Regions from separate parts of the Homo sapiens genome. Here region 1 is linked to region 2. Evidence: read pairs that join two places in POLR2A ChIA-PET (ENCODE). Cell type or tissue: Caco-2. All regions are shown on one strand. Region 1 has its middle 38 kb from the start of LINC01978. Region 2 overlaps GCGR (glucagon receptor).

Evidence for each region. Peaks named below come from ENCODE experiments on the same cell type or tissue, not always from the same donor. Only the 100,000 strongest peaks of a DNase experiment are listed, where the experiment ranks them.
Region 1: POLR2A ChIA-PET joins it to region 2 with 7 read pairs; 2 of 35 experiments call an interaction of 5 or more read pairs at or near these places.

Annotation. Positions count from the first base shown.
Region 1 is chr17:79,879,165-79,883,164 of GRCh38, reverse strand. No RefSeq gene overlaps it. Among named protein-coding and RNA genes, the nearest start is that of LINC01978, 38 kb to the left of the region's middle. In Caco-2, no CTCF peak of the experiment used is centred here; no DNase peak of the experiment used is centred here.
Region 2 is chr17:81,805,607-81,809,606 of GRCh38, reverse strand. It overlaps GCGR (glucagon receptor), which reads right to left. Exons shown (of 14, transcript NM_000160.5): 2 at 529-765. The coding sequence starts at 588. Among named protein-coding and RNA genes, the nearest start is that of GCGR, 3.5 kb to the right of the region's middle. In Caco-2, no CTCF peak of the experiment used is centred here; a DNase peak (open chromatin) is centred at 2,448.

The DNA of each region.
Region 1 (4,000 bases), 1.9 Mb after region 2:
TTATCAAAATTAAAAATATTCATTAGAGGTTGCCTAGGGCTGGGGGTGGGGGTGGGGGTAGGAGAAAATGGGGCAGGACTGCTAATGCATATAAGATGATTTGTGGGGGTGATGAAGATGTTCTAATGTTGACAGTGGTGATGTTTGCACATATCTGTTAATACAAGTTGACCCTTGAACAACACGGGGGTTAGAGGCACTGACTCCCTGCAGTCAAAAATCCACGTATAACTTTTGACTCCCCCAAAACTTAACTACTAAGAGCTTACTGTTGTTCAAAAGCCTTACAGATAAACAGTTGATTCACACATATTTTGCATGTTATATGTATTATATACTGGATTCTTACTATAAGCTAGAGGAAAGAAAATGTTATTAAGAAAATCATAAGGAAAAGAAAGCATATTTACTGTTCATTAAGTGGAAGTGGATCATCCTAAAGGCCTTCATCCTCATGGTCTTCCCATTGAGGAGGAGGAGGAGGAGGGGTTGATCTTTCTGTCTCACGGGGAGCAGAGGTGGAAGGAAATCTGTGTATAAGTGGCCCATGTTGTTAAAATGAATATTGTTCAAGGGTCACCTGGATATTGAAAATCTTTGAGTTGTACATGTAAATGGGTGAATTGTGTAGTATATGACGTATATCCCAATAAAGCTATTTTAGTTTTAAAAAGAAAAAGTTAAAACTTCTGCTCTTCGAAAGAAGAGAATGGAAAGACACAAACTAGGAGAAAATATTTGTAAATAATTCATCCGATGAAGGACATATATAAAGAATATAAAAAGAACTCTCATAACTCAATCATAAGAAAACAACCCCCCACCTGCTTAAAAAAAGAAAAAAGTAGGCATAACATTTGAATAGATACTTCATCAAAGAAGTCATATATATATATATGTATATATACATATACATATGGCGAATAAGAAGATAAAAAGATGTTGAAAATCATTAGTTGTTAGAGAGATGCAGATTAAAACCACAACATGATACCACTACCCACCAATTAAGATGTCTAAAGTAAAAAGATTGATGAAATCAAATGTTTGGCGAGGGCGTGGCCGAAATAGAATTCTCATGTACTGCTGCTGGGAATGCAAAATGGTACAATGAATTTGGAAAAGGTTGCTGGTTTCTTAAAAAGTCAAAGATACACCTATTGTGTGGTCCAGCCATTTCATCCCTAGGTATTTGAGTGAAAGTATACATTTCATGAACGTATGAAATGTAGGATATGAAATGTATGAATGCCTGAATGTAAGAAATGAAAGTCCATACAAAGACTGGTACACAAATATTCATAGCAGCTTTATTTGTAATAGCTGAAGACTGGAAACAACTTATCAACAGGTAAATGGATTAACAAACTGTGTTATTTGCATACAATTGAACACTACTGTACAATAAAAATAAATGATCTATTCATAAAGCCAACAGCATGAATGAATCTCAGTATAATTATCCAAGTGAAAGAGGCCAGATGAAAAAGAGTCCATACTGTTGATTCCATTTATACAAAACTCTGCAAAATGTAAAGAATCTATGCTGACGGGAAGCAGAGTGTGGTTGCCAGAGGTCAGGACTGGGGAGCAGGGAAGCAGGGAGGGATGGAGGGAGAAGAAATGTGGGGAGCGATGGACGGGTTTACTATCTGATTGGGGTAATAGTTTTATGGGTGTATGCATGTCAAAACTTATCAAAGTATACCTTTTAAATTTGTGAGTTTTTGTTATCTCAATTATACATCATGGCCTGGTGTGGTGGCTCACACCTGTAATCCCAGCACTTTGGGAGGTCGAGGCAGATCACCTGAGTTCAGGAGTTCGAGACCAGCCTGGCCAACATGGTGAAACCCCATCTCTACTAGCCTGTAATCTCAGCTACTAGTGAGGCTGAGGCACAAGAATCGCTTGAACCTGGGAGGCGGAGGTTGCAGGGAGTCTAGATCATGCCACTGCACTCCAGCCTGGGCAACAGAGCTCGAGACTCCATCTCAAAAAAAAAAAATTATACATCAGTAGAGCTATTTTTAAAAAGTAACACCTCAGCTGGGTGTGGTGGCTCACTGGCCGGGCGTGGTGGCTCACACCTGTAATCCCAGCACTTTGGGAGGCTGAGGCAGGCGGATCACAAGGTCGAGAGATTGAGACCATCCTGGCCAACATGGTGAAACCCCGTCTCTACTAAAAATACAAAAATTAGCTGGACATGGTGGCATATGCCTGTAGTCCCAGCTACTCAGTAAGCTGAGGCAGAAGAATCGCTTGAACCTGGGAGGCGTAGGTTGCAGTGAGCCAAGATCGCACCACTGCACTCCAGCCTGGGTGACAGAGAGAGAGAGACTCCATCTCAAAAAAAAAAAAAAAAAAAAAAAAAAGTAACACCTCCCGGCTTTGGCAAGTGAAACCATGCAAAGATAAACAAAGAAAAGTTCACCATTTTCCCACCTTCCCTCCAATCTCACTTCTCCAAGGCATTCAGGGTCAGCAGCCAGTTTGGGACTGGTCCATGGATTCCTCCTATTCATACCCCACTGGTGGAGGGTAGCAGGATTATTTCTTGCTTCATATTAAAAAATGGAGATCATAACATACAGTGTCTATTTGGTATTCCCCCCTCTTTATCAAATATTTGATGGACATCCCCTTTCATGGTAATTGGCCTAGATTTAACTCATTCCATTTCAAGGCTGCCATGTGTAAATTTGCTACAATTTGTGTGTGTCGGGGAACGGGGGCTGCGGGCAGTTGAGAGCATTTTGCTCTGTCGCCCAGGCTAGAGCGCAGCAGTGCTATCACAGCTCACTGCATCCTCAACCTACCAGGCTCAGGCAATCCTCCTGCCTTAGCCTCCCTAGTAGCTGGGATCACAGGCATATGCCACCATGCCTGGCTAATGTTTTTGGTTTCTTTTTTTAGAAAAAGTCTTGCTCTATCACCCAGGCTGGAGTGCAGTGGCACAATCTTGGCTCAACCTCCACTTCCCTAGTTCAAGCGATTCTCCTGCCTCAGTCTCCCGAGTAGCTAGGATTACAGGCACGGGCCTGTATCCTAAACCACAACCAGCTGATTTTTGTATTTTTAGTGGAGAAGGGGTTTCACCATGTTGGCCAGGCTAGTCTCGAACTCCTGGCCTCAGGTGATCCACCTGCCTTGCCCTCCCAAACTGCTGGGATTACAGACATGAGCCACCATGCCTGGCCAATGGCTGGCTAATTTTTAAAATTATTTATAGAGATGGGATCGCATTATGTTGCCCAAGCTTGTCTTGAACTCCTGGGCTCAAGTAATCATTCTGCCTTGGCCTCCCAAAGTGCTGGGATTACAGGTGTCAACCACTGTGGCTGCCCTAAATATGCTACAATTATATACTTATAAAGATGTGCATTCACAAATTACTTCCAATTTCTTTATTTTTTTTGTTTTGCTTTGGTTTCACCACCATAGACAGTGCCGAAAAAGCATTCTTTTTTTTTTTTTTTTTTTTGAGGTGGAGTCTCACTCTGTTGACCAGGCTGGAGTGCAGTGGGGCCATATCAGCTCACTGTAACCTCCGCCTCCTGGGCTCAAGTGATTCTCCTGCCTCAGCCTCCTGAGTAGCTGGGATTACAGGTGTGTGACACCATGCCCAGCTAATTTTGTATTTTTAGTAGAAACAGGGTTTCACCATGTTGGCCTAGCTGGTCTCGAACTCCTGACCTCAGGTGATCCACCTGCCTCAGCCTCCCAAAATGCTGGAATTACAGGCATGAGCCACCGCACCCAGCTGGAAAAGCAATTCTTTTACATCTATTTTCATACCCCGTTGTTTTTGTTTCTAAAGAAGAGGTTCCCCAGAGTGGAATCACTGGGTCAAAGCTTATGTGTATTATTTTCATTTTAGTAGATATTGCCAGAGTACTTTCCCAGGAAGTAATTGCATTCACATTTCCACCAAGCATGTCCATGTCTATTTCCCCCAGGTTTTTTGCCTCAGTGAATCTTAGAGCTTTTATTAAAT
Region 2 (4,000 bases):
GCAGATGGATAGGCAGATGGACAGACGGACAGACAGGCAGACGGACAGGCAGACAGACAGGCAGACGGGCAGACAGGCAGACAGGCAGGCAGACAGGCAGGCAGACGGACAGGCAGACGGACAGGCAGGCAGACAGGCAGGCAGACAGACAGGCAGGCAGGCAGACGGACAGGCAGACGGACAGGCAGGCAGACGGACAGGCAGACAGGCAGACGGACAGACAGGCAGCAGACAGACAGGCAGGCAGGCAGGCCGACAGACAGGCAGGCAGATGGATAGGCAGATGGACAGATGGACAGGCAGACAGACAGGCAGACGGACAGGCAGACAGGCAGGCAGATGGATAGGCAGATGGACAGATGGACAGACAGACGGACAGGCAGACAGACAGGCAGATGGGCAGGCAGACGGGCAGACAGACAGACAGGCAGGCAGACAGGCAGGCAGGCAGGCAGGCAGACAGAGAGCCATCAGTGTGCAGTCCTCACAGGAGGGCCCCTGGGTGCTGAGGGTGCTGTGAGTCCTCACCTGGCAGGCCAGCAGCAGCAGCAACAGCAGCAGGGGTCGCTGTGGCTGGCAGGGGGGCATGCCTCTGGGCAGCTAGCTGCCTCCCACATCTGGCAGGGGCTGCACAGCTGGGGCAATGCAGTCCTGGTGGGTGTGTACGCTCCTCCGAGGGCAGCTGAGTGGCAGAGCAGCAGAGCCTGGGGCGTCCTGGCCAGTGGGGTGTCCTCCCCTGAAGCTGCCCCTCTGAGCCTCAGGGTCCTAGGGATAAAGAGGGAGCTGGGGGCCGGGCGCGGCGGCTCACGCCTGTAATCCCAGAACTTTGGGAGGCCGAGGGGGGTGGATCACGAGGTCTGGAGATCGAGACCATCCTGGCTAACACAGTGAAACCCCGTCTCTACTAAAAATACAAAAAATTAGCCAGGCGTGGTGGCGGGCGTCTGTAGTCCCAGCTACTCGGGAGCTTGAGGCAGGAGAATGGCGTGAACCCGGGAGGCAGAGCTTGCAGTGAGCGGAGATCAAGCCATTGCAGTCCAGCCTGGGTGACAGAGCGAGACTCCGTCTCAAAAAAAAAAAAAAAAAAAAAGAGGGCGATAGGAGGGAGGAGACCCCAGGAGGAGTCACTCTTGCCACCCAGGGCTGGCTGGCTGGCAGCTCTGAGGGTCGCAGAGCCCCTCGTCTCATTGCTGGTGGCAGCCACCTTCCTGCAGGTTGACCCAATGCTCTTGGGTGGGGGACCAGCCTCCCCAGATGGTGACCTCCTCCCTCAGTTGACAGCCCCCGGCTGCTTCCTCACCATCCTCCTCACCTATTCTTAGCCCCTGGGAAAGCTGGCTTGCCAGGCTGACCTGAGCCAATGTGCCAAGCGTGAGGGTGGCGGTGCCTGGACCTTCCATCACTTGGCCCCAGTGCCACAGCGAGCAAAGTGGCTGGGCTGGCTTGCAGCTGTGCCAGGCCAAGTGTGTGGGGCCCACACTCAGGGGTCTGTGTCACATGTGTGCCCCCTGCCCAGCACCGGGGTGCCTAGGTGCCTCGTGGGTGCCGTGCAAGGCTCGGTTGGGCTTCCTGGATCCCATGGGACGCCACAGGCTGGCTGCACAGTCCTTTGAGGTTAGCACTGCGGGCGTCGACTTGGAGGAGGAGCTGGCCTAGGGTGGGGGCACAGGGTGGGGAGGACATCCCCCGTGGTGCCTGCCAGGGCTGTGGGAGTCACAGCCCCTGGTCCCCATGCCACAGCCAGCATCTGAGCTGGGAGTTCGGGGTGGCAACAGCTACACAAATCGGCCTTTCGTTGCTACAGAGCCCAGTTTCTGCACCAACTGAATTCTGTGGGAGAAGCAGGGAGGGTCTTCCTGTGGGTCCACGTGCATGTGCGGGGTCCCGCGAGTGGCTGGCTATGAGCCCCCGGGCTGTTACGGGCTCTTCTTTGGGGCACCCTCAAATGGAATAAGAGGTGTGGATGGATGGCTGGGCAGATGGAGGGCCAGCCAGCTGGAAGGCAGTGCCAGGGGGAAGCCGGGGAGAGGGGCAAGGAGATGGGCGAAGGCTGCAGCTGGAGCAGAGGGTTTCCGGGCAGGCCTGGACTGCTGGCTGCCACGGGACAGCCTGGATTTTAGCCTCCTCCAGGTAGCGGCTGGGTGAGCCCGCGTGGGGCCAGCTCCACCCAGGGCTGCCCCGCTAACGGGGCCTGAGATGCCCCAAGCAGTGTGACAGCTGAATGACAGGGACAGGCACCTGCGTCACAGACTGCTAAAGAGCTCCCAACCGCAGCCCTTGGACCCTGGGCTCATGTAGGGGCCGATGGGAGGCAGGACCCGTGTGTCGCTGATCCCCAGTTCCTGAGCCAGGTGAGCAGCCATGCAGGCTTGGTGCTGGGGCGAAGGACCCACAGAGTAGGGGCCTCTCCCTGGCGGAGACAGCGGCAGGCGGGTGGGGGAGGAGGGGCAGTTTTGGCGTCCCCAGCTCTGGGGTCACGCAAGGGGCCTTATCTTCCCTGATCCTGATCAAACAGCCCCATCTACTGCCACTGTCCTGGGCGGCTCCGGCCACTGAGCCGGGCTGGGTGAGGAGCAGCAGGAGCCGCCTCTCCCCACTGTGTGCACCCCCAACCCAGAGGGGCCCTGGACGAGGGGCACTGCTAGGTGGGCAGGCTCAGGGGTGCAGGGGAGACCTGGGGCTCTGGGCAGGGGACGGGGAGAGGGACAAGGGGCAGCTGGAGCAGGGTGGATGGTGGAGATGCAGGCGGGGGACAAGGAGGAAGGACACTGGCCAATGAGCTGTTCCCTGCCTGGGCGCCTCGAAGTGGGGGTGGGGGGGGACGCGTGCTCACCCTGGGGGGAGGACCACCCAGCCAGGAGCTCCCTGGGCAAAATGACAGCCCCTTAGAGCCCAGCGTGGCCAAGCCTGGCTCTGCCCCAACTCTGCCAGAGAAACAGGAGCCATTCGATGCCTGTCATGTTGACTCTAGAGCCACTGGGAGCACCCCCCAAGCCAGTGCCTCCACACATGAGGTCCTCGCGTGCCAGGGCCCCACCTTCCAGCCGGGCAGCCAGTCTGGAGACCCCAGCGAGCCGAGGGAGGGGTTGGCTGCCCAGTCCCCCAGGCCTTTCTTTGAAACAGTCAGGACCCAGGAGTGGGGCTCTGTGTCCCCTCAGCCTCAACAGAAGGTTGGGAAGGTGGGGCTGGGGATCCTGGAGGATTCCCCCGACAGCTCAGCATCCACAGGCCACAGGTGGGCTCCCCATAGGGCACCCCTAGTCCCGGATCCCTAGGGGTCAGGGCCTCTGAATACAAGAGGTGAGGTGGGAGGCAATTCTCCACTGGGTCTCTGATAGTGAGGCAGGAGGTGCAGAAGTGTGAGCGTCCTCCGTTCCCTGCGGGTGGTGGGTCCCATATGGGTAGGGAGACTCCAGCTCCTCACCCCAACAGGGGTGGGTGGAGCCGGGGGGGGACCAATTTCCAGCTGAGCACCCATGAGAGAGCCTGGCCTGGAGAGCAGGGCTGAGGCTGCTGTGGTCCTGGGACGGGGACGACGATTTAACTTCCCAAGTGGGGACCCTGCCCCATCACTGAAGGTGACACCAGCCTGAAGGGAAGAAGGGAGGCTCCTCTGTTGATCTCACCCAGCCCTCTCCCCCGAGAGGAGACACTGACACCCCCGGGCCCCGGTCAGCCCAGGATCAATGTTTGTTGACTGAAGGAGTGGACAGAAACTCCCAGCTGTGGAGCTGCCACTCGGGGCTCCCCGGGGCCACAGTGCTCCGTATTACCCTTCCGGCGACACAGCTGGTAGGTGGGACGACCCACCAGGGACCCCACCCTCCACCTTCACAGTCCAGGTGACCAAGCTCCTTCTCAGGCCTTGGAGTCAGCTGAGAATTAGGGGAGGGGTTCCCAAGGTGCCCAATAGGGGGGGTTCCCGAGGTGCCCAATGTGGGGGTTCCCGAGGTGCCCAATAGGGGGGTTCCCGAGGTGCCCAATGGGAGGGTTCCCGAGG